6 separate regions of the Homo sapiens genome follow, and regions 1, 2, 3, 5 and 6 are each linked to region 4. The links are chromatin contacts, found by Hi-C or POLR2A ChIA-PET in ENCODE. All regions are on one chromosome and are shown on one strand. Each heading gives the region's core, a stretch centred on a gene start or an enhancer-like site at or near the end of the contact. The rest is flanking DNA. Distances are from core to core; before and after follow the strand shown.

What was found. Hi-C counts contacts between places; a loop is a spot of excess contacts on that map. ChIA-PET counts read pairs that join two places held with the same protein, here RNA polymerase II (POLR2A). Pooled maps may share reads with other maps.
Region 1: a map of naive thymus-derived CD4-positive, alpha-beta T cell shows a loop between it and region 4 (5-fold over the local background). The contact joins the promoter of VPS54 here to the promoter of ACTR2 in region 4. A Hi-C loop is called at or near these places in 1 of 168 maps with a recorded cell type or tissue (naive thymus-derived CD4-positive, alpha-beta T cell), 2 of 37 single-sample maps with no recorded cell type and 9 of 50 pooled maps. POLR2A ChIA-PET finds 5 or more read pairs at or near these places in 4 of 52 experiments (CD8-positive, alpha-beta T cell, HepG2, activated B cell and 1 more).
Region 2: a map of chondrocyte shows a loop between it and region 4 (3-fold over the local background). The contact joins the promoter of MEIS1-AS3 here to the promoter of ACTR2 in region 4. A Hi-C loop is called at or near these places in 1 of 168 maps with a recorded cell type or tissue (chondrocyte) and 5 of 50 pooled maps. POLR2A ChIA-PET finds 5 or more read pairs at or near these places in 2 of 52 experiments (PC-3 and activated T-cell).
Region 3: a loop to region 4 is called in a pooled map, with 2.8 times the contacts of the local background. The contact joins the enhancer-like site here to the promoter of ACTR2 in region 4. A Hi-C loop is called at or near these places in 3 of 50 pooled maps. POLR2A ChIA-PET finds 5 or more read pairs at or near these places in 2 of 52 experiments (HepG2 and activated T-cell).
Region 5: a pooled map shows a loop between it and region 4 (4-fold over the local background). The contact joins the promoter of LINC00309 here to the promoter of ACTR2 in region 4. A Hi-C loop is called at or near these places in 6 of 50 pooled maps. POLR2A ChIA-PET finds 5 or more read pairs at or near these places in 2 of 52 experiments (CD4-positive, alpha-beta T cell and activated T-cell).
Region 6: a map of CD8-positive, alpha-beta T cell shows a loop between it and region 4 (8-fold over the local background). The contact joins the promoter of PELI1 here to the promoter of ACTR2 in region 4. A Hi-C loop is called at or near these places in 6 of 168 maps with a recorded cell type or tissue (CD4-positive, alpha-beta T cell, CD4-positive, alpha-beta memory T cell, CD8-positive, alpha-beta T cell and 1 more), 2 of 37 single-sample maps with no recorded cell type and 11 of 50 pooled maps. POLR2A ChIA-PET finds 5 or more read pairs at or near these places in 4 of 52 experiments (BJ, T-cell, activated B cell and 1 more).

The regions. Positions count from the first base shown.
Region 1 is chr2:64,017,045-64,021,714 of GRCh38, forward strand. VPS54 (VPS54 subunit of GARP complex) reads right to left here and starts at 2,384. Exons shown (of 23, transcript NM_016516.3): 1 at 1,894-2,384. RefSeq lists an enhancer at 1,568-1,637 and a silencer at 1,798-2,507.
Region 2 is chr2:66,430,479-66,434,777 of GRCh38, forward strand. It overlaps MEIS1-AS3 (MEIS1 antisense RNA 3), which reads right to left and starts at 2,992. Exons shown (of 4, transcript NR_046438.2): 1 at 2,813-2,992; 2 at 1,453-1,532; 3 at 1,342-1,360. RefSeq lists enhancers at 2,821-3,173, 4,043-4,299 and a silencer at 3,699-3,798.
Region 3 is chr2:64,090,473-64,095,130 of GRCh38, forward strand. PELI1 (pellino E3 ubiquitin protein ligase 1) reads right to left here. Exons shown (of 7, transcript NM_020651.4): 7 at 2,180-4,658. The coding sequence ends at 4,230. Among named protein-coding and RNA genes, the nearest start is that of PELI1, 52 kb to the right of the region's middle. Within about 2 kb of position 2,124, at least 3 of the 41 ENCODE cell types and tissues checked have a DNase peak (open chromatin) inside an H3K27ac peak, as active enhancers do.
Region 4 is chr2:65,225,804-65,229,927 of GRCh38, forward strand. ACTR2 (actin related protein 2) reads left to right here and starts at 2,028. Exons shown (of 9, transcript NM_005722.4): 1 at 2,028-2,154. The coding sequence starts at 2,107. It overlaps LOC124907779 (a long non-coding RNA gene), which reads right to left and starts at 1,796. Exons shown (of 2, transcript XR_007086461.1): 1 at 1,678-1,796. RefSeq lists enhancers at 1,019-1,908, 1,909-2,797, 2,870-2,959 and a silencer at 2,180-2,369.
Region 5 is chr2:64,202,982-64,207,410 of GRCh38, forward strand. LINC00309 (long intergenic non-protein coding RNA 309) reads right to left here and starts at 2,504. Exons shown (of 6, transcript NR_033837.1): 1 at 309-2,504; 2 at 12-107. RefSeq lists an enhancer at 1,269-1,598.
Region 6 is chr2:64,141,455-64,145,769 of GRCh38, forward strand. PELI1 (pellino E3 ubiquitin protein ligase 1) reads right to left here and starts at 2,966. Exons shown (of 7, transcript NM_020651.4): 1 at 2,627-2,966. RefSeq lists silencers at 2,414-2,483, 2,494-2,563, 2,704-2,773, 2,854-3,043, 3,134-3,193.

The DNA of each region.
Region 1 (4,670 bases), core at 1,134-3,633, 1.2 Mb before region 4:
GAGTGTGATGGGCCGGGGCCGGGGCGGTGGCTCACACCTCTAATCCCAGCACTCTGGGAGGCCGAGGCCGGTGGATCACAAGGTCAGGAGTTCAAGACCAGCCTGGCTAATATGGTGAAACCCCCGTCTCTACTAAAAATACAAAAATCAGCCAGGCGTGGGGGCGCCTGTAGTCCCAGCTACTCAGGAGACTGAGGCAGAAGAATCACTTGAAGCCGGTAGGCGGAGGTTGCGGTGAGCCAAGATAGCGCCACTGCACTCCAGCCTGGGCAACAGAGCAAGACCCCGTCTCAAAAAAAAAAAAAGAAAAGAAACAAAAAAAAAGAGTGTGATGAAGAAATTCTGCAAAATTTGCCGTTTCATGGGCTATATAGGAATTGACTTTAATTCTGACACAAAAAATTATCTTATCCAGAAATCAATTTTAACTTTCCAGAAAATATAAGCATATGCAAAAGTAATCACCTTTTCCTAGTAAACTTTTAGTATTAAATTCTAATTTCAAAAACACTTCAGAAAGCCAAATGCTGTAGTAACAATACTTCTACAAGAACAAAATATACGAATATCAACAACAAAACAGTCTTTACGATTTGGTTGTGATGCATTCTTTATTTTAAAAACCCATTAAAACATTTTTCATTTATTTAAAAAAGTGATCCTCAGACTGCCTCTTAGATTGGTAGTGTAATAATTCTTAAGTTATCAGAACATAATTTAAAAATAGCCAAATTACAATAAAATCGCAAACATCTACTGTCGTCCCAAACAACTATCAATTACAGCTACTGGTAACCTATCATAAGCAATGATGAGCACTACGAACCATCAACATCCATTTCTAGGAAATCCGATTCTGACTACACTACAAATACAGTCAAACAAATCCCATCATTCCCTCTGTTCCATCATTTAACTGCTTAGAAATCATTTAGGCTCTGAAGGTGCTTTTTCCAATTAGAACTCCCCTTCGGATTTATAAAAGTGAATGTACATCAAAATCTGCAGTTTAGGTTATCGCAGTAATATTTCTCGGTATACTACAAGTAATTTATCACGGTATTACTTAAAGGCGTTTAGTATTAAGACCGCCCTTGATTTGACAAATCAGAAATACAGCCAATTAAAAACAAAAACAGTCCAAACAATTTAATTCTTCGAAAGAGCCTCAATAAAGACCAAAAAATAAAGCTGGTTAGAAGAAAAAAATTTTTTTTTGAAACGCCTGTCAGTCAAAATGCTAAAAATACCATCTTGAACTCAACACATGAACAGACCAAACGGCTAATTATAATTGGCAAGCCAAAGTTCCCAAGTCAACGACGGGAGAGCAGAAACGGCAGAGAGGGCCTGCCCTTTCTGTCTATGCAGAGATGGAAGGAGGCAGAACTGAAGAAAATTATTGCACAAATTATTTCAAGCTACATTGCCAAAATGCAAAATACTGAGTAACTCTTTGGGTTAGCCTTCCCCGGAGAGAAAAACAAACAAATGTTTTAACGATTCCAGTAGAATCCAATAGGACTAAGGGCCTGGCTGGAAAAAGAAAAGGAAAGTTTGGGGGCAGCGTCTAAGGGGGTGATGGAAGTTCCAGAGCTGGGATCCCGGAAAGATAAGAGAGGGGCAAGAGCGGCGTTTGCGGTCGCTGACAGGAGGCAGGGAACACAGCTGCCAGCCCCGATCCCGGAGGGAGAGTGAAAAGGAAAAAAAAAAAAAAAAAAGGAAGTGGCGGAGAGGAGCATGGAAGCTTCAGTGCCGGTCAGCTGTGACCGAAACTCGGTCCGTTTGGGGCTGGGGAGGAGAGCCGAGGGGGTGGGGTCTCGGTCCCTCTCTCCGCTGTAGGTCGGGGTGAGAGTGGGCTGAGACGCGCGGGGGGCCGCGGGGCACACCTACCTGCGGGTCCCGGGGCAGCCGCCCTGAGCGAGGCCTAGTGCATCGCCGCCGCCTCCAGCCCTCCACGTCGCACCGAGGCTGCTGCTCCACGGCCGCCGCCGCCCGGCGCCCGGCCGGGCCCGAGCCCGGGTTCCCGCCCCCGCCCCGCGCCCGCTGGCCAGTCGGCCCGGGGAGCACAGGGCCGCCCTCTCGAGCCCAGCTTCACTCAGGGGTGAGAGGTGGCAGCGGCGGCTCCCTCACGTCTCTCCCGGGTGTCCTGTCAGCCAGCAGTTTCCCCCGGGTCCGCAGCGCCGCCTCCGCCGCTGCTGCCACCGCCTCTCCCACATCCCCGGCCTCCAGGGGAGCCGCCGCCGCCGCGCCACGACCACTGCCTCTAGCGCTTCTGCTCCCGACTCCACTGCTTTCCCTCACCCCGCCGGCCCAGCCGGCTCGGCCCGGTCGGGTGCGGGGAGACAGCGCCGGAGGCCGCCGCAGCCCCCAGCCCACAATCCACCGCGCGGCTCCGCCGGGGCGGGAGGGCCGCGGCCCGGGCCGGGGGGAGCGCCCGCCGCCTGGGGAAAGCGGCCTTGGCGCAGGCCGGCGTGCCCGTCGCAGGCGCAGCCAGAGTTCTCTCGGGGCGGGGAATACACCGCGTGGCTCCCCTGCGCCTCCTCTAATAGTCCTACACGCAGACAAATCCACGCTGAATTCCACTTTCCCCACCACCCTTCCCCCCAACTCCCAGTTTTCAGGAACACCCAGAAAACCTCCTGCCGCCTTCCCCGGGACTGGGACGCGACCCCTCCAGCGTAGCCCTCGCCACCCCCAAGACCAACCGACTCGAAACATCCCTAAATCACCCGGGACCTATTAAAGCAAATACTTCCACGAGATTCCTCCTCTCCCCCACCCCCTCGAAGTAAATGCTTTTCAGCTGTTCCCTAGTAAATGCCCTTCCAAAGGTTAAAGGTCACCCCTCCGCAACAACCCAGTTCTCTCTATTGAGGCCTTTTCCCCATCCAGTCCTCCCCTCCAAGTCTTCCCCAAGTTCCAGGCCTTCCTCCCAGACACTGTAATCAGTTATTCCTGTTACTTGACTGAGATACTTGGAGTGTGTATGATAATTAATACCTTCTAATTCTGACTTCAGCCTGGTTTCACAGGACTTGCAACTTTAAACCAATAAAACACAGTCCACAAGAAAGGGAAGGTCTTAGTATATAAATATAAAGACACACACACACACACACACACACATATATTTTAGGAAGAAAAAGATCCTCAATCCTTTGAGTGCTTGTGACTTAATTTTGGGAAGATTTTATTCAATGTTGAAATTCTTGCCTAAAAATAAATTTCAAGCATTTATAAGACATAGTATGTTTTAACAAATCAAAAGTGAAAATGTAACTCTTATAGTTGGGGGGTTGAAAAAAATGTTGATCCAAGTTTCACTTCTAAGAAGTCACTTTGAAAACTGCAAACATAACTTTTATGAAATAATATTTTCCCCACCAAAGAGCTAAAGTTGGGGAAAGAGGACAAAAAGTAAGGAAGCATCAAAAATAGTTGAGAGAAAACTCTTACATTATATTTTTCTAAGTTCAATCCTCTAAAATTATGTAAGAAACAAAGTGAGAAAATCATTCCCCAATATGAAATAAATTTAACTGTAAAAGAGTGAAGTCCTCTTAAATCCCTGATCACTTATAAAACCAGATGAGTTTACATAGAAGCAGAGTAGAATGGTGGTTACCAAAGACTGGGGGGTAAAGGGTGATGAGGAAAGGGGAAATGTGAGTCAAAGGGTATAAAGTTTCAGGTAGGAGGAATAAATTTTAGTGATCTATTGCACAGCACGATGACCACAGTTAATAACAATGTATTTAATATTCCAGAATAGCTAAAAGAGTACTTTCTTTGTTTTGTTTTGTTGAGACTGTGTCTGGCTCTGTTGCCCAGGCCAGAGTGCAGTGGCATGATCTTGGCTCACTGCAACCTCTGCCTCCCAGGTTGAAGCAATTCTCCTGCCTCAGCCTCCCGAGCCGCTGGGACTACAGGCGCGCACCACCACGCCCAGCTAATTTTTGTATTTTTAGTAGAGACGGGGTTTCACCATATTTGCCAGGCTGGTCTCCAAACTCTTGACCTCGTGATCCACCTGCCTCAGCCTCCCAAAGTGCTGGGATTACAGGCATGAGCCACCACGCCCAGCCAAGAGTACATTTTAAATGTTCTCACCATAAAAAAAATAAGCTGGGTACAGTGGCCCACACTTGTAGTCTCAGCTGAAGTGGAAGGATGCCTTGAAACTAGCAGTTTGAGTCCAGCCTGGACAACATAGCCAGACACCATCTCTTAAAAAAAAAAAAAAAAGTAGGTGAGGTGAAAGATATGTTAATTAGCTTGGTTTAGTTATTCCACAGTGTGTACATATATCAAAACATCACATTGGATCCTATAAATATATATAATTATTATTTGTCAGTTTAAAAATTTTTTATTAAAAAAGATGTGTTTATACTGTGAAAATATTAACAAGAGGATTAACCAAGTTTTATCTAAGGCCAGAAAGGAAAATAATTTTTCTTTATGTCTAGAATCAGTTCATAGATTATGCTAGGAATTGGATTTAGCAAATTCTTATATTTTGACCCCCCTCAGGAAGTCAACAACAGTTCAAAAACTTCCTTAAGCCTGGCTGGTTTGGCCTTTAAAAAAATATTTGTGTTTATACCCCACCTTGTTCCAGAAAAGATTCCAACTTGGCACTTGGACTAAATGATAGCCGTCAGTTG
Region 2 (4,299 bases), core at 1,742-4,241, 1.2 Mb after region 4:
TCTTGGTGCCTTTCTCATATCACCTCCAGGCTCTTATCTCCAGCATTCCTCTATTATCTGTACTAGATTTCGAATCTATTTTCTTTAAACTATCTTTCCCTCCCTCCTCTTATTTCTGTTTTTTTGAAATGTCAATGCTAGTGAGGGGGAGAGATGCAGAGGATGAATGTTTTTGAAATACAAACGCCAAGCCTCCACACCACAGGACAACCTAAAAACCAATCACAGCATTTTAAGGGACATCTTAAAGTTTGGTGGCAAATGATAAACCCTTATCATTTTGTGAACACAGCTGCCAAACTCGATTGATTAACAGGCTTTTGTTTATTCTGGGCTGGCAAATACACACACGTTTTACCTTAAGAGGTGCCTCTTTAGTTTCTAAGGGTTTTGGAGCTGACTCATCAGTGTGACCTTTTGGGACAAAAGCCTAATTTAGGATATAGATCTTTCCAGAAGCACAATTCCTTATAGAACATAAAGTCAGGGGAGTTCTCCGAGACGACTTTACCAGCAGCTCAGAGGAGCACTGAGGGCTTGAAATGCCTCCATACAGGAGGGTGTAAACAATAGAGACCAAGGGCCCAGTCTGCCTCCTTTTGTCACCGTTCTCTATCTCTGGAAAGATGCTCTGAGATAAGAAGGATGAGAAGAGAACGGAAGGCCTGAATCGCAAGAGCTAGGGCCAAGTGCCAGAAGTTTTCACCAGGCCAAGTTTTTGCAAAATAAAAGTGCTATTGCCTTAAAAAAGCAAGTATCTGAAATAAGTTAGGAATAGGGGCTGTCAAAAAATGGGCATAAATATTGACAGTAGTTTACTAAGATACCTAGACCTGTCCCTTCATTTGTTTCCTTTTAATAGATGATTAATTGCTGCCCTGCTAAAGGAGTTTTTTTTTTTTTTATGGCTACTATATTGCAACTCTAGACATCCTCTGTGCAATTTCTCTCAGCAAGCCCCAACTGTAATAACTGTTTGCTAATTGTAAAATCCTTATCCAGAATGAGGTTTGGGCAAACAATTTGTACTACTGTAATTACATTGTAAAAGTGTTTAGTCCCTTGATTGTTCAGAATTAATTGTATAAAGGCCTAGAAGTTATATTAGGTTCACAGTTTAAAATGGAAAGACTGTGGGGGGGGGGAGGGGCACTTTTCAAAACTACTGAGTTGATTTTAAGTCCGCAAACTCAAACTATCTCATTCTTTAAGGAAAATTTGTGTGTAGGTAATTTAAAGTACATTTTTAAGGTAATCTGGCACATCATGGTTAAAGCATGCAGTCGTCTAGTCTTCCTCCTGCTTTGAAGATTTTGGTTATGTTTGCAAAGGGTGACTTACCTGAACCTTCTTTTCTCATCTGTGCTAGAAAACAAAAGAAAAAGATTACCGGAAAGCAACAATACAAAATAAATCCTGTTGTCAAATATATATATATATATATATACTGACCTTTTCCAAATTTGAAAACGTGGCCGCAGAGTTGTGGTAAATCCAAGCCCCGTTACCTCTTTGCCGAAGAACCCCTGAGGCTGTTAAAGACCACAGTCCTCTAAGCGTATTTCGCAATAAATTTCTCTCAGTTAAATTATACTTACACAATTTCCCTCGCAGTTCATTTAAGGATCATAAACGTAGGTGTGCCCTGTCGGTGTTTGGTTTGACCCCCACCTCCCACCCACGCATCTCCCTCCTACCCCCGAGTCGCGCAGATGCCTGGCGGGCCTGATGCGGGGACGATGATCACACCCCCGCGAGCAGCCATCGGAAGGCGCTCAGGTATACCCCGAAGTCGGCTGGGGTTCCGGGAAGGGGTCGCAGACTGCCGGCCCAGCTTAGTCCTTTCCCTAATCGGAAAAGGAGCGTGCTGCCTGGCCCAGCCAGCGCAGCCTCCCAAGGATTAAACAGAAATCGCCTTCCTGAGACGGGGAGGTTCCATCTTGGCCTGAAATTCTGCTTCCAAGTTCATGTTGTGGGGCCGGGGAGCGACGGTGAGGCGTGGGGTGGGGGGGTGGGGGGATGGGGGGAGGCCGGGAAGTGTAGGCAGAGGCATAAAGGCGCTGGTAATGCACCTGGCTGCCCACCCACTCCGTCCCCAGCTTTTACTCGCGGGCCTGTCTTAACCTCCCAAGTGATGTTTCAGGGCGTTTGTACCAGAAAACCTACACATGTATGTGATGGAAAAAAACTAAAAGATCCTGAAACTTAAGCGTCAGAAAAAAGACAGGGAGAAACAGAGAGAAAAAGGAGAGAGGAAGCAAATGATAAGGGATCCTGGAGATGGTTTAAACACACACACACACACACACACACACACACACACACACACACACACACACACACGAGGGAGAGCTCTTTCAAGGCAAAGCGCTTCTGAAGGTTTTGGGAGAACGTGTGTCAGCCCTTCAGGCACACAGGGTGCCAGTACGGAGTTGGGGGCGGGGAAGGGTGCAGTGCAGGCGGCTGGGAAGGCTCATCTGCTCGGCTTTATGGAAACGCTCCACTGTTGGGGGCAACCAACCCCGCGTTGACTCCTGCGAAGTGCTAAAGGAAGCGATAGATGTCGCCTAAGGAGACTACGGACGCTCGGTGGAACCTCATTCCAGACCTATGTTCTCATGCTCGCCCTGTGTCTCCTGCTCCTCGGAAGCCCACTCTATAGAATCTTCAGTCCTACCTCGCAGACGGACGCAAATTATCTTTTACTTTGCGCTTAAGAGTTGGCTTCAATACATTTTAGAGCTCCTAACCTTTCCCAAACAATCTTCGGATGAAGGGATACCCCCAATCTTGCTCAAAACTCTTTCCCTACCTACACCCCCTTGAGGGTGAGGGTTCAGTCCGCAGCTGGCGAGTGGGACGTGGGTGGGGGCGATGGAGGCGCGGGCGGGCTGCTTGGAGGGAGTCAGCCTTTTGGCCACCTTCAGGGCGGGAATAGGGACTGGCAGTTCGCATTCCCCGCAGATCGAAGCTCCCTGCTGATCGATTATTTGATAATTGATTTTCCCCGCAGCCAATGCGCGGCGGCCTGGGCGGGGGCGCCTCCTGATTGGCCGAGCACTCCTCCACGGCTGCCTACCGAGATTTGGGTGAGCTCATTTTCCAGTCGACCGCAGGGGGAGTTTTCTGCGAGGTTTCAGCTGGAGGGAGGGGGAAAAATCCTCTCGGAGCCGAGCGAGCTGCGAGCCCTGCTTGTGGATGTGAGGTTTCCAGCCACTGGTAGAGCTGCTGCGGCTGAGCCATCTCGGCAGATCAGAGCCCAGCGGACAGAAATATAAATACGAAAATAACGCCACTAAATATAATCACAAGGGAGAAGCTTAGAGCGGGAGAATAAAGAGAAGGGGTGAGGGGGAATTAAAGCCCAGGCAATAGGTGTTAAAGTTAAAAACAAAACAAAACAAAAAACAGTGGTTGGTTGGAGCCTCCGAGTTGTAGGTACAGGCAGCTTTTGTCTGAAATCTCAGCTTCCGAAGCGGATTTCTTTTTCTCTGGCACTGGGAGGTTTCGCCGAGCCGGGTTGGGGACGGGAAAGAGGAGCGCGGGGAAGGATGTCTGGGGTGGTGAGGGCAGGGCTTCGCTGGAGAAAGAGCTAGTGGGGCGCGAGGTTCTTACAGGCCCGGGAGAGGTCGAGGCTGGAGCCCCTCGGCGCCTCTAAGACAAAGGCAGCGGTGGCTGCAGCCGGAGCCTAGCACTCCGGCAGCGTCGCGCCGCGCCGCGCCGCGCCCTGGGCGCACGGCCGCCTCACCCCGAGCGGGTCGGAGAAAGAGCCTCCCTCCCAGCGGCTCCCCGGCCCCGGCTCCGCCCGCGAGGTCTGGGCTGCTGCGAGCCCGCGCCGGGTTTCGCTTTCCGACGATCATAAATAGCTTGGTGTTTGTAAACAGGCGCTGGGGGCACATTCCCCGCGCTCAGCTCATTGTTCCCTCCCTTCCTCTCTACTTCGCGCAGGACGCCTGGGCTGGGGCTGGGAGCCGCCGGGGCTAGGAGGTGGGGGAGTCCAGACCCGAAGTGACAAAATGCTAGCATTTTCTTTCCCCCGGCCGGGCGTCCACCTCTAACAGCAAAGAAACCTCTAAGCTGGGTCTGCAGAAAGCCCGAGCCACCTCAACCCCATGTTCTCAGGACTCCTTAGCAGAGGCTTTCCCAACCTGGCTTCTCCCTCCTTTTCCTCCACGATCCCGCTTTGACTTTTCTCCTTGCAGTGTTTAGTTCTGAGAATTCAGTACTTTGCGCATCACCCCCTGCCCCGAAAAACACTGGCAGACCCCAATAATTTCGAGGAAAGTCATGAAGTCTATG
Region 3 (4,658 bases), core at 874-3,373, 1.1 Mb before region 4:
TTTATTCAAATACCACCTTCCCAGTGGGGCTTTCCCTAGCCTTCCTGTTTGATATTGCAAACACTTCTCCTCCTGCCCCAGCATATGACATTTTGCATCTGCATCTCCTCTTTCTACTTTATTTGCCCCCTCAGCACAGTTCACTATCATATTGTATATATACATATATTTACTTTTTCTTGCTTATTTCTATCTTGTACACTAGAATACAAACACGATGAAGGCAGGGATTTTTTTTTTCCTGCTATATCACCCGGTTTAGGACAGGGCTTGGCACACAGTGGGTATACAAAAATCTGTTTTAAGAAAGCAGAGGCCGGGCGTGGTGGCTCACGCTTGTAAATCCAGCACTTTAGGAGGCCGAGGTGGGTGGATCACTTGGGTCCAGGAGTTCGAGACCAGCCTAGCCAACATGGCAAAACCCCGTCTCTACTAAAAATACAAAAATTAGCCAGGTGTGGTGGCCGGCACCTGTAATCCTAGCTACTTGGGGAGGCTGAGGCAGGGAGAATTGCTTGAAGCCGGGAGGCAGAGGTTGCAGTGAGCCGAGATCACACCACTACCCTCCAGCCTGGGCGACAGAATGAAACTCCGTCTCAAAAAAAAAAAAAAAAAAAAAAGTAGATAAAATTTGAGGATAAAACATTAAAGAATACTTATATAAGAGTAATTCTGAAAGTGGGGGTGACAGACAGAATAACAGAGTTCAGTGATGCAGAGTTTTGCTGTTCTGATTTGCTATAGGGCAGTGCTTAGAGAAAACAGAGAAGGGAATGGAACATAGGTTTATTAACCAGTGGTCTCTAAAGTGTGGTAGCACAGCAGGGTGTGGTGGCTCAACACCTGTAATCCAAGCACTTTGGGAGGCTGAGGCAGGAGGATTGCTTAAGAGCAGGAGTTTGAGACCAGCCTGGGAAATCTAGTCAGACGGCGTCTCTACTGAAAATGAAAAAAATTAGCCAGGAATGGTGGTGTGTATCTGTAGTCCCAGCTACTCAGGAGGTAGAGGTGGAAGAATTGCTTGAGCCTGGGAGGTTGAGGCTGTGGTGAGCTGTGATTGCACCACTGCAGTCCAGCCTCGGCAACAGAGCAAGACCCTGTCTTAAACAAAAAAAGAAGTGGTAGCACAAGATGATCCATTGCAACGAAGGGCCAAAGTGTTAGAGTTATGTTGAGCTTATAACCTTAGAGACATAATAAGTGGACTTTCACCAGTGCCCTCAGTCTGGGTCAGACGGGAAGAGTGAAGTGGGACACTCAAATGTTAGAAGTAATTAATCCTAGCACTTTGGGAGGCCAAAGTGGGCGGATCACAAGGTCAGGAGATCGAGAGCATCCTGACCAACATGGTGAAACCCTGTCTCTACTAAAAATACAAAAACTAGCTGGGCATGGTGGCGGGCGCTTGTTATCCCAGCTACTTGGGAGGCTGAGGCAGGAGAATGGCGTGAACCCGGAAGGTGGAGCTTGCAGTGAGCCGAGATCACGCCACTGCACTCCAGCCTGGCGACAGAGTGAGACTCCGTCTCAAAAAAAAAAAAAAAAAGAAGAAGTAATTACATACTTACATTATTATTTATTCCTACCCTGCTTTACATGTACTAGAAGACTTTTACATGAGGGAAGTAAGCAAAGAAGGTTGCAAGAGGATAACCTAGTAAAAGAACTCTGATGTCTGAATGGCTTCCCTTCATGTCTTGCTTCATTACCCTAACATTTTAGATAAAGGGAAATTTAATTCCTTGAACAAATTAAGTAGCATTTAAATATAAAGATTACTTTGATAAAAGAGTTAAGCCATAAAGATTATCTTTCTTGAGAATGCATTTAGAAGACCTAAATACAACTTTTTCTCCTCCTTGGCCAGAATACTGACATTCCCTTAATACAACTAAGTAAAAGTGTTCTATTAGGCCATGACAAAATAACAGTTCTGCTTGAACAGCAAACACCCAACTGATCATTTAAATTGCCTGAATTTTTAAAACTTGAATTTGATAGAAAATGAGCCAGGTTTTTCCCTGTTAGAAGAGATTGTTTTTACCTGTTAGAAGAAAATGCAGGCAACTTTGGGAAGGACGTGCAACTTTTATGGTTACGAAGCCACTATTTAAATAGTCTAACATGCAACTTACAGGTGCCAACTCCCTAGCAAGGCTTAACTTAGAAAAGGCCTCAATTATTCAACCACTAACAAAGTTCCTTTATTAGTAAGAGATGCTTTTAAAAAAGAACCAGATACTTTAAAGTGTTACATTAAATGCAAACTCTTCATCTATTTCAAATGAGTATTTTTGGAGTGTGGAATAGAGTTGTTCACAGTTTTCACTTCTGGTTTCTCATTCTCGATTATGCAAAAATGAACTCACAGAGACGAATTCAATTATGTATTTTGAAAAGTATTTACTTAGTTTAAATAAATTAATTGCAAATAAAAATTAAGCTACAATATATAGCCTGAATAAAAATGACTAGAACAAATACAACACAGGACTTGCTTTCTTGCATTAGTCACAAAGCATGTGACAATCTAGAAAACTTCAAAATCAATTACATTTCTTTGAAAAAGGGGTAACAGCAGTTACTGATACATCACAACTAATAAACTTATAATACAAGTTTCCTGACATGCATTTCCTGAGTGAACCCAAATGATCATTTTTTAAAACAAGGAAGTTTCGACAGTTGAAGTAAAATAAAATAATTCATGGCTTCTAAGCAACAAGTTTTGTTTTTTAAAAACCAAAAGAAAATTCAGAACAGTTTTGTAATAGGATAAATTAAAGGTATGCTACCACATATAAAACTTTGCTACAGTCAGTTAAGTATTATACAACTTTTCAAACTAAAGGAAAACAAATCAAAATATTAAAAGAAGATACTGTCTAATCTAAAAGTGTACTGGTTTCTACAAGTGTCAAAAAAAGATTTGATGTAGTGCAACTGTCTATACTTGTGGTGCCTTTGAAAAAAGGGTGGGAAGGAGGGGAGAGAAGAAACTTTTCTTGCTTCTGGAAGCAAAAGACATATTGGAATTAGAGAATAAACAGACCATGCAGTGCGTCACTCCACGCTGCAGTCATTGGTGCTCATCTGCCAACCAAACATTTCCTTAAGTCTCACTGTGGCAATCTCCTTAGGATTCAAACCCAGAGTTAAGGCTGGTCTGCTAAAAACGGGGGCACTATTGTCATTCAACCCTTTAGATCTCTAGATTTCCTAATGCCCGAATAAGGCCAAATACAGAATAATTAATTAAGCATTTCTTTTTCCAAAAGCAAATCAAGTCACTCTCCTTTCTTGCTAATTTATACTTTTTCTTATGGCAATGATTTTTTTCTAGAAACAGTGAACAGATGAACCACAGTTTATATCCAAAAAATAAACTTGCCAAATGCTGCTGATACTAAAAACAGATTAGTTATCATGGGAGAAAAATAGATAATCTAGATTAAATTGCATATCCAAAGGAGCATATAAAATGTTTCTTAGCATTAAGTTTTTGTTATAGTACTACGCTCGAGAGAAACATTAAGAAAAAATCTTTCCTGATTATCTTCAATGTTGTTAAAAACAAACACCTTTCACGCGGGTAATTAGTATGAATTTGGTCTTACAAATTACAAAGTATTCTAATTTACCAAATTCCATATTTAGATTGGGGTGGGGAGAGAGGCTCTCTCGTCCTTCTTCCTAACTTTGCAAATCCTTGAGCTAGGTTGCTCACTAAGCTACCATTCACACCAAGGGTGTGACACCATCGTTACCATGCTACTCTATCAAGAACATTCTAAGGTATTTTCTATAATAAAGATAAATAGAAAAAAGTTAATATACATGTCGCTGTATTTTACAATGTTTGCAACAAACTGTAAACTAACATAGTTTGAACCAACAGTACCCTCAGTTATACAAAACAATTTCAGCACTGAGGATAGGTGATTCAAAAACACTAAAAGGAAGGCATCAAATTAGACTATGTCTTTTTCTCCTCAAAATATATTTTCAAAACTCAGAATTCAGAAGACTGATACTTTCAGAAATTCCTTTGCTTGAGTTTCCCAGATTTTTGCTCAGAAATTGCTACTATTTATTATAAATGTTTTAAAAAATTCTTCATCTTAATGCAAATGACCAGAGCAGAAAAACTGTGACGTGGACAACAGGTTCGAAAACCCAACTCACTTAGCTTATAAATTTATAATGTAGTCCTGCAAGACAATGGTCTGTTAGTCTAGAGGTCCTTGAAAAATAAGTCTGATGTAGCCTTGTTCACCAGCCAACTGATGTGCACAAAAGGGACAGGCTGCATGAAAAGTATGAGTACCATGAGGAAGTGGGATCTGGGACCAATAGGCAGTTGTCTTTTCTGAACACACATGCCCACACGGGCTAAACGCATGGGTTGGAGGGCCGGCGTCCACATAAAATCCAGCTTCACATCCAAGCCACAGAGGAACATAGGGACCAACAGACCTACACATAGGACATTCACGATCTTTTCCATCACGTTCTTCTTTGTTTCCCCAGTTATGATAGCCATGTACATGGCCGCAGTTTAGATATACCCATGGTTGTTTTTCATCTACAACGTCTTTCCTCTTCATACTAGGAAATGCTAGTGTGTTGAACCCTACAGGGCACTGAGGTCGTGCTGC
Region 4 (4,124 bases), core at 778-3,277:
CTGGTTCCTTTTCATTTCATATAAATTTTAGGGCCAAACTTGCCAATTTTTTTTTTTTTTTTTTGAGACAGAGTCTTGCTCTCACCAGGCTGGAGTGCAGTGGCACGATCTCTGTCACTGCAACCTCTGCTTCCCGGGTTCAAGCGATTCTCCTGCCTCAGCTTCCTGAGTGGCTGGGATTACAGGCGCGTGCCAACACGCCCAGCTAATTTTTGTATTTTTAGTAGAGACGGGGTTTTGCCATGTTGGTCAGCCTTGTCTTGAACTCCTGATCTCAGGTGATTTGCCCTCCTTGGCCTCCCCAAGTGCTGGGATTACAGGCGTGAGCCACCGCGCCCGGAATAATGTTCTTTCTTTAAAAATACAAATTAGCAATCCCCTTAATTCCACAAAGAGGAAAAGTAAAAGAACACAGAAATGCTTGAGTTCAATTTGCTGAGACCAATAAAATGCACTTTCAAGAAAACTGCACAGCACTAGCATTGGAGGCCACAAAAATAAGATACGGACTCTATACTCAAGGAATTTATGAACAAATAAATTTTTCTGCTGGCTGAGGTACTTCTCTGACTGTTAAAGCAGGTAAAACGAAGAAATGTTCCTCCGAGACTTCCTACCTATTCTAACCTCTCAAACTTCTAATTGCAACAATGGCAGCTTTATTTTTATCTTAATATTTATGTGTTGAGGGTTCCATATAAGATTAGATTTGAATAAAGCACTGTATGCCTTTAAAAAGGTTTGAAAATCACTGGTCTAATAAAAGAACAGTGAAAACTGACAGGCAGCTATATTATAAAAAGAATACTGGATTGAGGGTTCATGATGACTGTTTTATTCTAGTTGTTGAACATGTACAGCCATGTCGAAGGAAAAGTTCTATTTCTCACCTCTCATAAAGGATGGCATTTTAAAGGTGAATTTTAATGTCATTCATCTAATAAATATTTGTTGCATGCAATAAGCACAATGTTATTCATATATTCATAGTAAAGTAATAGGGAGAAAGGAAGTACGGAATATCCTGAGGATATCAGCTGTCATCAGAGATGTAACAAGCTGGGTCTCAGAGCACAAGTTTGCCAATTGATTAAAAAGGAAAAAAAATGAGGCATCGTAGATAGAATCATAGGTCCAGAAGAACAGAATTAGAAATAGCTACCACTGAATGAACATTTCCTCCATGCATAGACTTTTATCCTCACCACACCTATGGAGATAGAAGTTATTATCCCCATGCAGACAGGGGTATGCCAAAATCACAAAACTCGTGAGTGGCAGCGCCACGTTTGAAACTGGGGTTGTCTGATTTCAAAGCCAAGGCTCTGGGTTCACAGAAGTACATGTACTTAAGAGGTGTGAAGCAACATGGGACTACTGGAAGGAGGCGGTGAGCCACGAGGCTGGAAATGCAGGCACCTGCTCTCGCTCACTTGACCATAGAGCAACTTGGGCAAAGAAGGGGTGGGCTGACATTGGAGTATGGAACAAACGCATGATTTCAAATAAGCATGTGTGTATCCATCCCAGTTCTGTCCGCTGAAAAGGCCTAGAAGCAATAACACACCAAGCCCTGTCGAATGGTGGGGTCCGCCAGGACCTCCAGGCTTGCTCCCCGCCCTACCCGCCAGCTTCTCCGCCACATTCCACTGCCGCAGCAGAACCGGTGTCCTTCACCTGCCTGCGTCTTCTGCAGTTCGTTAAGCAGCGCCCTTAGCTCCTGTGACACTTTAGGGAGAAAGCCGCAGCACCGGCGATGTTGGCCGCCATTAACGCCCGGCAAAGCGCCCGGAACTAGAAGCAGCGAAGAACCCGGGTGGGCAGCGACCGTGACAGCCGAGCCGGAAGCGGAGCTGCGGGAGGGGCCTCGACGCTCCTCCATCTTTTATTGGAGCTCACCGCTGCCAGTCGCGCTGCCTGCCCGTCCCACCCTTTTCGTGCAGGCATTCAGCTAAATGACGGGCGGAGCCCGGCGGCGGCTTCCGGTCGGGGGAAAAAAGTTGGGCCGAAGGAGGGGCCGGGAAGACGCAAGAGGAAGAAGAGAAAACGGCCGGGCGGCGGTGGCTGTAGGTTGTGCGGCTGCAGCGGCTCTTCCCTGGGCGGACGATGGACAGCCAGGGCAGGAAGGTGGTGGTGTGCGACAACGGCACCGGGGTAAGGGCCGCGCGAGGAGGCCTTGGCGGCCACAGACGCCGGCGGGGACGAGCAGCTGGCGCACGGGCCCTCGGCCCCCAGGGCTGCACCTCCGGGCCCTCGGGGCGAAGGGGCGCGGGGCGGTGCCTCCCACCTCCGCGGGCGTGGGAGCGAGCCGGCCGTTCCCTGGTCTCCCTTGAGCCTGCCACCCATTTAGCCTGCCACCCCCTCACCCTTCCGGGTGGGGGCGGCGGGCGAGACCGGCACTGGACATGGAGCCTACTGACCGCCCGGCAGGGACCTGCTCCGCGCTAATGCGGGGGCAATTGGGCTAAAGCGGACGGAAGCGTAAAAGGCTCGGTTTGTGTGTTCCGAGAAGGGCTCTTTTCCCCAGGGCCACCGGTTTGTAAAAAGGAGAAAGACCTAGAGGCCTTCCTCTTCCTGTATAGTTGAAGATACACCAAACGAGAAGCAGGAAGCGGGTTTACTTAAAAAAAAAAAAAAAAAAAGGGAAGTGCTGTCATGGAGTGTGGACCTCAGCCCTTTCGCTGTGTTTGTTGGGCTTTTTATTAGTTTTTTCGAGGGAAGGGGTCCAGATCGGCAGCGCATCGTTCACTTTTTGTTTTACATACTAGTATTTGGCCCAGGAGTAGGCCCACGGAGACCAGCATGTTCCATTGAGTGGTTTTGGGTGACCTAGGATCCCGCAAGACTCAAGTGTTAATTCCACTAGCCTTAGGGGAAGTTAATTAGTGTTGATTATCCCACCCCCAGCCCCCTTTTTTCCCTTCGTTTCAGTATACAGGTAATGTTAGCCTTTAAGATTCAAAAATTGTAAAATCTGACTAAAGCACTGATTTAGAAACTATTTGAAAATTGTTTCTGTAATCCCAGCACTTTGGGAGGCCCAGGCGGGCAGATCACCAGAGGTTAGGAGTTCGAGACCAGCCCAGCCAACGTGGTGAAACCCCGGTCTCTACTAAAAATACAAAAATTAGCCGGCCGTGGTGGTGCTTGCCTGTAATCCCAGCTACTTGGGAGGCTGAGGCAGGAGAATCCCTTGAAGCCAGGAAGCGGAGGTTGCAGTGAGCCGAGATTGCGCCACTGCACTCCAGCCTGGGCGACAAGAGTGAAACTCCGTCTCAATTATAAAAAAAAAAAATTGTTTCATTCAGACCTCCCTCTTGCCAGATTAAAAAAAAATGTATTTTGGGTAGCAAAGTCAGCAAATTAGAAGATGGAAATATTATTTATTCTGGATGACTTCTATAGTGATTTCTAACCATTTTGATGTTGCAACATTTTGTGAGTTTTCTCCCCTCCCTCCCATAAATATGATGTATGAATTAAAGTTCATTTTACTTGAACAAAACACTTTGGAATCTGAATTGTTGAGGGGGAAAAGAGCTGGTATTTACTGCCATAATACTGCCCTTGATTAGATTTGTTACACAATTTTACAAGCAATAATTATGGTAGCTTCATCTGAACTGTGTTAAAAATGGACTAGAGTAAAAAGAGTGTTAACGTACATTGAGGCCAGGCGCGGTGGCTCATGCCTGTAATCCCAGCACTTTGGGAGGTCTAGGCGGGCGGATCACCTGAAGTCAGGAGTTTGAGACCAGGCTGGCCAACATAGTGAAACCCCGTCTCTACTAAAAATACAAAAATTAGCCGGGCATGGTGGTGGGCGTCTGTAATCCCAGCTACTCGGTAGGCTGAGGCAGGAGAATCGCTTGAACCCGGTAGGCGGAGGTTGCAGTGAGCCGAGATCGCACCACTCCAGCCTGGGCGACAGAGCAAGACTCCGTCTCAAAAAAAAAAAAAAAAAAAAAGAAAAACAAAACATATTAATGTGACGGTTTTTAAGAATGTAATATTTTTAAAAAGGCAGATCCACTGCTATGGAAACGTCTAAGATTTTAAGTTGAAAAAGGTTTTAGAATGATTCAGTTTAAGTGTGTGTTCCTTATTAAAGATGTATGTCCACA
Region 5 (4,429 bases), core at 1,254-3,753, 1.0 Mb before region 4:
GAATTGAATACCTGCTATTTTCCCAGAAGAAAAATGGAAAGAATACTTCTTGAGAGTATGTTGACAGTCTGTCTAGAATTTTCAAGTGTAGGAGACTTTGAAAGTAGCTTAAATGTAACGATTGTAATTACTATTTGTGTATACAAAATGAATTTAAGGACTATTCTAATTGCTAGGAAACATGCAAACCTAAAAAGGAGGTTTATTGCTTTTTTTCAAGCATAGGAAAAACTAGGTGGCTGAGAATCTTTACAATTTTTGGAGAAAAGAATCTTAACAAAACCACAGGAATGAAAGTGAATAAGAACCTGTTTGTTTGAAGACATCAGAAAAGTGGTTTTTGTCAGGGCTGTTTTCTAGGAGTCAAAAAATATTTGAAAGTAGAATCTATAATTGTGACTCATACAGCAGTGGGTCCTGATTACATAAAAAAGGCACACACGCTCTAGTAGAGCATATTTTTTAATAGAATTTTAAACCCAGAGTACTTTCTCCTTTAAAATCTCTTTTCCAAAATTTGATACCTATTTTGCGTAAGTGTACAGTAAAACAAATTTAGGCTGTCATGATGGAGTCTACTTTCCTCTCTCTTCTACTGAAATCTCCTTTTTGTCATCTTCTTGAAATGGTCATTTTAAGTCACACATAAAAAAACAAAACAAAACAGCAAATAGAAGTTTTATGGGAATGGAAATGATTCACGGAGAGCTGGTTGCAGCAGGGAACTGGGCCTCGCTTGCATCTGGAGATCAGGGCTCTGTAGAGCCAGTACTTGCCCCTGACCCAGCCCCCTTTCCAGCAGTGTTTATATGCTTTCTCTGCTTCAGCTGATCAGAGGATATTCCATTCTAAGCCTTTCATGGGACAATGTTTATGTGATTTTTTTTTTCTTCTTCTTTGTGGGGAGGATTCCTCCCTGCCTCTTGGAGCTTAGCAGCACTAAGAAATGTCATCCTAAGGTCACATTTAGATTAAAACCCAGTAAAACCTGATGGACTTGTTATAGCAAGTGACTGTGAGGGACACTCACAGTATGATGACTGTGGCTTGCTAGTCTACCATGGGGACAGGAATGAGGGTGGGTCACAGGAGGTCCTAACGGGGAGGCAAATCTGCTTTAGCAGCAGCTCGTTTCAAGAGGCTGGGTGTTGCGGCATTAATTCTCCTGGGTTGGGAGCCTGGGCAGGGTGGGTGTCAAGTGGCTCTGGCAACTGGACCCCTTCGGGGTTGCCCTCAGGATCAGGATGAAAAGGGGGAAGTCAGGCTGGAGCAGCAGCGCGGTTCACGCAGAGAGCACCCCAGGCAGCCACGAACTGGCTTGCTCCGTTCAGATTTCTCTTAAACAGCAGTTTTCCGTTTCTGTTCTATGGCCTCTGAGGGAATTTCCCAAATTAACCTTCACTAAGCTTTCCTGAGGGACTGTTTTTGAGCGCTGATGGGGGAATTTCCCCCTTTTGACCACACTGTTGCCCGGAGACTTGTTGCTGCTCTTCATCTGGGGATTTTCTCACTGGCATTTTGCTACTTCCTGTTTCCCAAGAGTCTCTGCTCTCTGGGAACTGAAGATTTATCAAGAGAAGGGGACAAACAGCCTTTAGGAAAAAGGGGAGGAGGGTGTATTTAATACAGTGGTGCTTTTCTTCCCCTCCTTTAGTTCTTTGCTACAGTAACATTGGATTTGAAAATCAGGCCCAGGGAGCTTGCTGAGAGCTTCGGATTGATTACGCTAAACATTCCACAGGAACTTGAGTTGTACGGTGTAATCACAAATCACATAAATGATTGTTTTATTAGAATATCTATCCTCTATTTGGGATGGATAGAAACCCCTGTGTTAAAAGAAACCACTAAAGAAATCATTACTCCTTTTACTTAGTGAAAATGCACTACCACTTGTTGAATGTTTCCTGTGTGTCAGCCATGGCACTGGGGCTTTGCATACATTTCTCGTCTGATGCTAGCAACAACCTGGAGGAGTAGGGCTTATTCAGACTCATTTAATAGATGAGCGAACCAAGCCTCGAAGAGGCTCTGAGAGGTTAACTGACAACCACATTTTCCCGGCTGGTATTAAGCAAAGCTCCAATTCTGTGGATTCCTAAAGCCTATGCTCATATTTACTCAGCTATAAATTTGTATTGAACTGGGGATTTGTTTCATGGGTCTCTTAGGTGCTATTACCAGGAAAGCAGCAGGAGAGACCCCGAGAAGAAGCAGATCCCCAAAACCAGAGGTGAAAATATTTTAGGGAGCAGTATTGATAGTCCTTGGCTTAACCCTGTGCACTTGCCAGGCCCTTTTGCCATGTCACCTGGAAAAAGCTGCTGACTTGAAAGGTGACAGGAATAAATATATTTAAAAAGCTTCAATTGAACGAATTCATTAGTTCTTTCTCTTAGAGAAACTTTCCACCTAACCACTGCTGTCACCTTGCTACTTCCTACCCTAGCTTTGTACATTTTATCAAGGGTATTAGAAATAATTCCCCTGGGGACAGGTCCCAGAATCTCTCTGGCCCTGCTCTGTGGAAGTTGACATCTAGAGAAAATAATGTTCTGGAATTGCTCTACCTCCTTGACTCTTGATGCTCTTAAGCCAGATGAGTGTCTGTGCATGCATGTGTGCACGTGTGTCTGTGTTCTTGTGGTATGAGGTTCTTGGGGGATGGATTATTAGCCACAGTTGACCTTTGCAAAGTTCTCCAAGTATTAAATATTTTCACTTCCACTGGAGGAGTGATCAGCATACACGAGGGGGTGCTGGAAGCAGCTTGGGGAGTGACCTGGCTGTTCCTGGGAGTTCCTGAGGAAAGGGGGTGCAAAATCTGCATTGGTGCCCCCTGCTTCCTGCACACTTTGCAGCAGCTCTTCCTCTCCAGGGTTTGTCTAGGAGGGCTCCTAGCTGTATTGTCTTCATCCACATAGTGAACTCTGATAACCACCAAATGTTGAGAGTTGACTAGTTGCCTAATAGTTTACCTGCATTGACTTAACTTGATCCTCACCCATGAAGGTAGGCAAAATGATTCCGTTTAAAACAAAACAAAACAAAAACAGTGAGAAGACCAAGGCCCTGGAAGGTTAAAATGGCCCAAACCTACCGGCCGGGCGCGGTGGCTCACGCCTATAATCCCAGCACTTTGGGAGGCCGAGGCGGGCGGATCACGAGGTCAGGAGATCGAGACCTTCCTGGCTAACACAGTGAAACCCCGTCTCTACTAAAAATACAAAAAATTAGCCGGGCGTGGTGGCGGGCGCCTGTAGTCCCAGCTACCCGTGAGGCTGAGGCAGGAGAATGGCGTGAACCTGGGAGGTGGAGCTTGCAGTGAGCCGAGATCACGCCACTGCACTCCAGCCTGGGTGACAGAGTGAGACTCCGTCTTGAAAAAACAAACAAACAAACAAACAAACAAAAAATGGCCCAAACTACCTAACTAGTAAGTCAAGGGGTTGAGATTCAAATATTGGTGGGTCTGATTCATAGCTGTAGCTTTATTATGGCCAGGGGTGGGTGAGTGGAGTAAATCTTATTTATTTTTTAATCACTAGGAAACTATATCCTAGCCTTGAAGTTGCAAATATACAGGCTGTTATCATTTCAAATAATCAGGTGGTAGAAAGAGAGCAAGATTCTAATCAGCACAATGCCCAGGCCAGGGAAGGAACGTGGCGCGACCCAGAGGACCCTGGCTTGACCAAAAGTGGTATTTGGAAAAGGGGGCACCGATCCTCTTTTGTGCTAAAGGGGACATGGTTTTCTTATCTTCACTGTTTCCAAGGCATCTTCTTAGTGGTGGCTCTGCAACTAGAGAGGGCTAAACAAGCAACGCCAGGTTTAGGCTTTCATCCCATTGTGCTTGAGAAAAAAACAAGTCTTCCCAAATCTAGTACTTTACAACACTTCATAATTAAGCAGCCAAGAATCTGTCTTTCAGTGTTTGTGCCCAGTCACTGGTACACATTATAATCAAAATCCCTTTTCCCTTCAAAGCAGAGCATCACTGCCTTTCCCACTATTCTCCTGCAGAAGAGCAGGGGAAGGAAGCACCAGGGTCCATCATGGAGGTAAGAGAAAAGTTCTGCTTCCCATGCCCACTATGATGTATGCCTCTCATGTATCACATGGGGTCCAGGCTGAAAGATGTAATGTGCAAGAACCTCGAGAAAAGCACAGCTGTGTCTTGGTGGAAAGAAAGGCACTTCTATCAGGAGTCTGTCCAAGTTCTAATCGTTACCCTTCTCTCCAAGTGCCACATCTTAATCAATTTCAATCCCTTGAATGTTGTCCCTGTTCATTTTGTGCTGCTATAACAGAATACCTGAGACTGGGTATTTTATAAAGAACAGGTTTCTTTCAGTTCTGGAGGCTGGGAAGTACAGGGTCAGGGGCCTGCACCGGGCAAGAGCCTGTGTTTTGTGTTATCCTATAG
Region 6 (4,315 bases), core at 1,716-4,215, 1.1 Mb before region 4:
GATGTATTATGGTAAAATGTGTATGTATATATTAGTTTTCAATTCTAAGTCTTTGGCTTAAAATCTTTATCAGCTATAGAAGCTTCTGCCTAAAAACATTAGTTGTCCACGAAGCATAATGACTATCTACAGTCCTTACCACCTGACCTACTAGAAAACCATAATACATCATATTCTGAAATGATAGAACTCTTAAAATACAAAAGTGACATTCTGACAACCCAGAAGAGGCTGAACTTAAATCAAATGGAAACATCCTTTGGCTTCCCCTTTGAAACTTGCCTCAGTGGCATTTGGCAGTACTAGACTAACTTCCTACCCCGTACTTTTCAGTCATTTCCTTTAAGGGGTCTCAAAGAAATTATGAAACCTGCAAAGCCAGACTTTGCCAGTCAACACTAACTTCTGCCTGTGGATTCCAGTGACTGAGCCAAGACAGTGTTAGTAGCTTCCTTGAAGTACAAATGTTCCTGGTAAATCTGGCTTGAAAATACCACAGAAAAAGTTCAACATAACCAACTGTAAGAACATTTAAATGCCAATCTTAAGGAAAGAATGGATTCCCTCCCCCTACAAATTCCACTGAGGCAAATTTCCAGCTTACTTTTTAGAAGCAAATAAATACTACTACTATTACATTACAGCACTTCTACCATGCTAATAAAAAGCTAGGTGATAGTTTCCTCTTTAAAACCTGTACATTCACTACATGAGACACTATAACCACTTCACTACATGCAACTTTCCATACATATAACTGTTCTACTTTCCAATTATTTATTTTAAACTCAAGATCTCTTTTAACATACTATAGAAAGGGAACAGGTTAGAAGGCTTTGGGAAAAAAAATAAAATAACGAACATCTCACTTTCATTTTCTGATGCAACCACCAAAATCTAAAATGTAAGGACAACTATATAGTACAAAATTAAATTTAAGAGAATTTAGAGTAAGTGAAACTATTCACTATTACTACAGTTCTGATTATTATTTACCTGAGGAAAGAGCTAGTAGAAGTGATGCTTGGTTTAAATTTTTGGTGCTTTCCAGTATGGTACCGAAGAAATAAAAACTCACAAAATAAATAAGGTCCTCAGAGTTAAAGACTTTTCCCCAGAAGAGGTTGTTGGTATAAATAAAAAAAACAAGGAATTCATATGCTGTATTTGTACACTAAGAACAATGTTTTGAGACATGTAAATCTTATCACTCAGAAAATATTTTGTTGGCTATAAAGAAAACGCATCGTAAACTGAAACAGAACTGAATAAAGTGAACCTTTACCACAATTAAAATATTTTAAATTCACCCTATTATGAAAACTTAATAATAAATTCATTTATCCTTAAGTGTAAGAGTAATACATATTCGACACAGTAAAGGACAATGCCATTTCTGAAACAAAAGATCATGTGCAATGAAAACAAAGTAACATTTTGCAGAGTAAGAAAAAGTAAAGAGCCTGTGAACCGAAACAGATGACCTTTTCTTATATATAAAGCTTCAGTTTTTAGCACAACCAGCACCTTATGAATAAAGTTCTCAATAACATTTGTTGATATACTGTTTGATGACTAAACGACAGGAATATTGTTGGTGCTGTTAAAACCAAGGCACATTTCCTTGTGTGTAGTGATTAAAATCTGTTAAATGTACATTTTTAAAAAACCTCTGCCCTCTGTCCCCTTCTTGCTCTCTTGCCTCTAACAGACCTGCACGTACAAAAATAAAAGTAGATGGTGACGTGAGTTTATGATTTACATTAATTTCCCTACTCGGAGCATTTTTCACTAAGTCTTTAGAGGTTTTAAGATTCAAACACTATGTAAGAAGAATTATGGTTTGAACTACGTAACAATTACCTAGACATCTTTTGGACTTCAGTTAACCTGTAAGTAAAATGAGCATCTTTAACTTTTCCACGGGGCTTTGGAGAACGGGTTCTTCCTCATAAACGCTTTCATATACTCAGACACGAGGCGCGGTAGAAGATCAAGCGTATCCATCAATTTGAGAGCTTTTCACGACCTCAGTTTACCCACTTAGGGAAACGGGCGTATTAACTTGTTTCCTAGGGGACCCGGGGGTGAAATTAATTAGCGTGTTTAAAATGCTCTGAGATCCAAAGATGAAAGGAAATGTGAAAGACGCGCAGAGATGATGACAACAATCATAACAATAAAAAGAATGACTAACTTGAAGTCTGCGTTATGTAAGGGAGGAAAAGAAGTTATCAGATCCGCACAAACAAAAGGGAAACCCACCGCCCCTTTTGTTTCTCCCATTTCCCTCTCCTCCCCGCCACCCGCAGAGCTCCCCTCTCGCAGCCGGAGCGCGCGGCCAGCCAGGCGCGGGGCTCGGAGTTGGCCGCCGCGCGCCCCGCTCCCGGGCGGAGGGGGAGGCCGCGTAGGGCCGGTTCCTGACAAAGGCGCTTCCTCGAGCCAGGGCGCGGGATGCAGGCGCCGCAAACTCCGCTCCCCGCCGCAGCGGGGGCGCGCAGGCGGGCGGGGAGAGCCGGCTGCTGGCCGCCGGGGAAGCCGCCGAGGAAGTTGCGCGCCCGCCCTCCCCGCGCCCCTCGGCGGCCCCGCCGCCATCCATCCCGCGGCGCCCCGCGGTCACACTTACCGGACAATTGCTGGTGGCCGGGATCCCAGAGCGGCCCCCGAGACCCGAGGCGAGAGGGTGAAGTGTTGTGCGCGGGGAGCGCGAGCAGACAGCCCGCCGTTCCGCCGCTGCCCTCCGCGCCCGCCAGCCGAGCCCAGCGAGGGGAAGTTGACCACGGAGCCGAGCGCTGAGGAGCCGCGGACGCAGGGAGAGGCGTTGGGGCTGCTTTGTGGTGCGCTCCCGGAGGGCTGGGGACCAATTCGACCGCACCGCGGGACTAGGGCTGCTGCCGCTGCTGCTAGTGGAGGCGGCGGCGGCGCCCCCCGACGGTCCCTCCGCCTCACACCGCCTCTGGGTCACTGACATACACTCGCAAGGAGGGGAGGGGTCTAGCCGGGGGGCGGGGCCTGAGGGAGGGGACCGGGCAGGGCCACAGCGGAAGGCGGTGTCGCCGCACCGAGAAGGCTCTTGGGAATTGTAGTTCTCCGGTTGAAGAAAAAAGGGATTCATTGTTGTCCAGCACCCTACCAGGCTCGCTCTGCACTGAGCATGCTCGAGGGCGAGGTTTGGACCGCCCCCTCCCACCGTTACCATGGTCACCGACACACTTAGCGAACGTGTTCAGTGCTGCTGTTGGCTGAACAAGGACGGTCTTGTATTATGGTGTTGTTGGGGATCCAACCCTTAGACGGTCCTTCCTACTTTTCTCCACCTCCAACTCCTAGCCTTACCAGTCATAAGTACCCAGTGAGGTCTGACTTTCTCTCCATATTTCAGTCTTCCCTGCTGCGTAATTTATCTTCCACAAACCCTAAATCACAAATACCTCTGTCCCTCACTTCCCTCAATTGAATCTTCTCCGGCTAAATTCAATTTTCTTTACCTAAGACTTGTCGAAATGTAGTTGTTTCCAGTAATTGAACAATTAGGTTATAAAACTTAGGAATATCACCACTATCAAAGTCCCGTAATTAATTACTTTGCTCAGTTAGTCACATCTAACTTTAAGATTAGCAAAGGCAAAGTACAGAATTAAGACCCCTATATTTTACTTGATTACTATAAAAGAATCCGGGTTCGTTCATTTTAAGGCCTACAATTTTTAAGACATACAAATTTCATAAAGTATACGTTCAAAAGACAAGTTGAAAATTGTTTATGTGTATTGGCCAACTTTAGTTTGGTAATAAGAGAAGTCTGAACCAAGGTATGAGTATGTTGTTGGGCTGGTCAGCTAAGTCTACACCCATCTTGGGCACCCAGGTGTGGAAAGGTGGTAGGGAGGAGGGTGGAGAAAGGCAGGACACATTACTGGCTCTCCGGAGAGCTAAAGGCAACGCGTCCTGAGCGCTTTTGTTTTCCTTCTCCACCTACCTAGAACCCCACACCCTGGAAGAAAAAGATTAATGCTTAGGAATCAGACACACTTTTGGAGCAAGGCTTTCAGAGAGTCTCAAGATCAGAAATCCTTATATCTACAGACTATATAATTATACACTCATTCAAAAAATGCTTGTTGAGTGTCTACTTGTGCTAGGCACTGTTTTGAGCCCCAGAAATAGAGATACAAAAATGTAAAAGAAACATTCTTATTTTCAGAGTGCTTACTATGCAAAGGAGGAGACAGGTAAATAGACTTAATTTGAGAAGTACTACAATAGGAAAATGCAAAGCTACCCACAGATGTGGGCAAAATCAGGAAATGCTTCA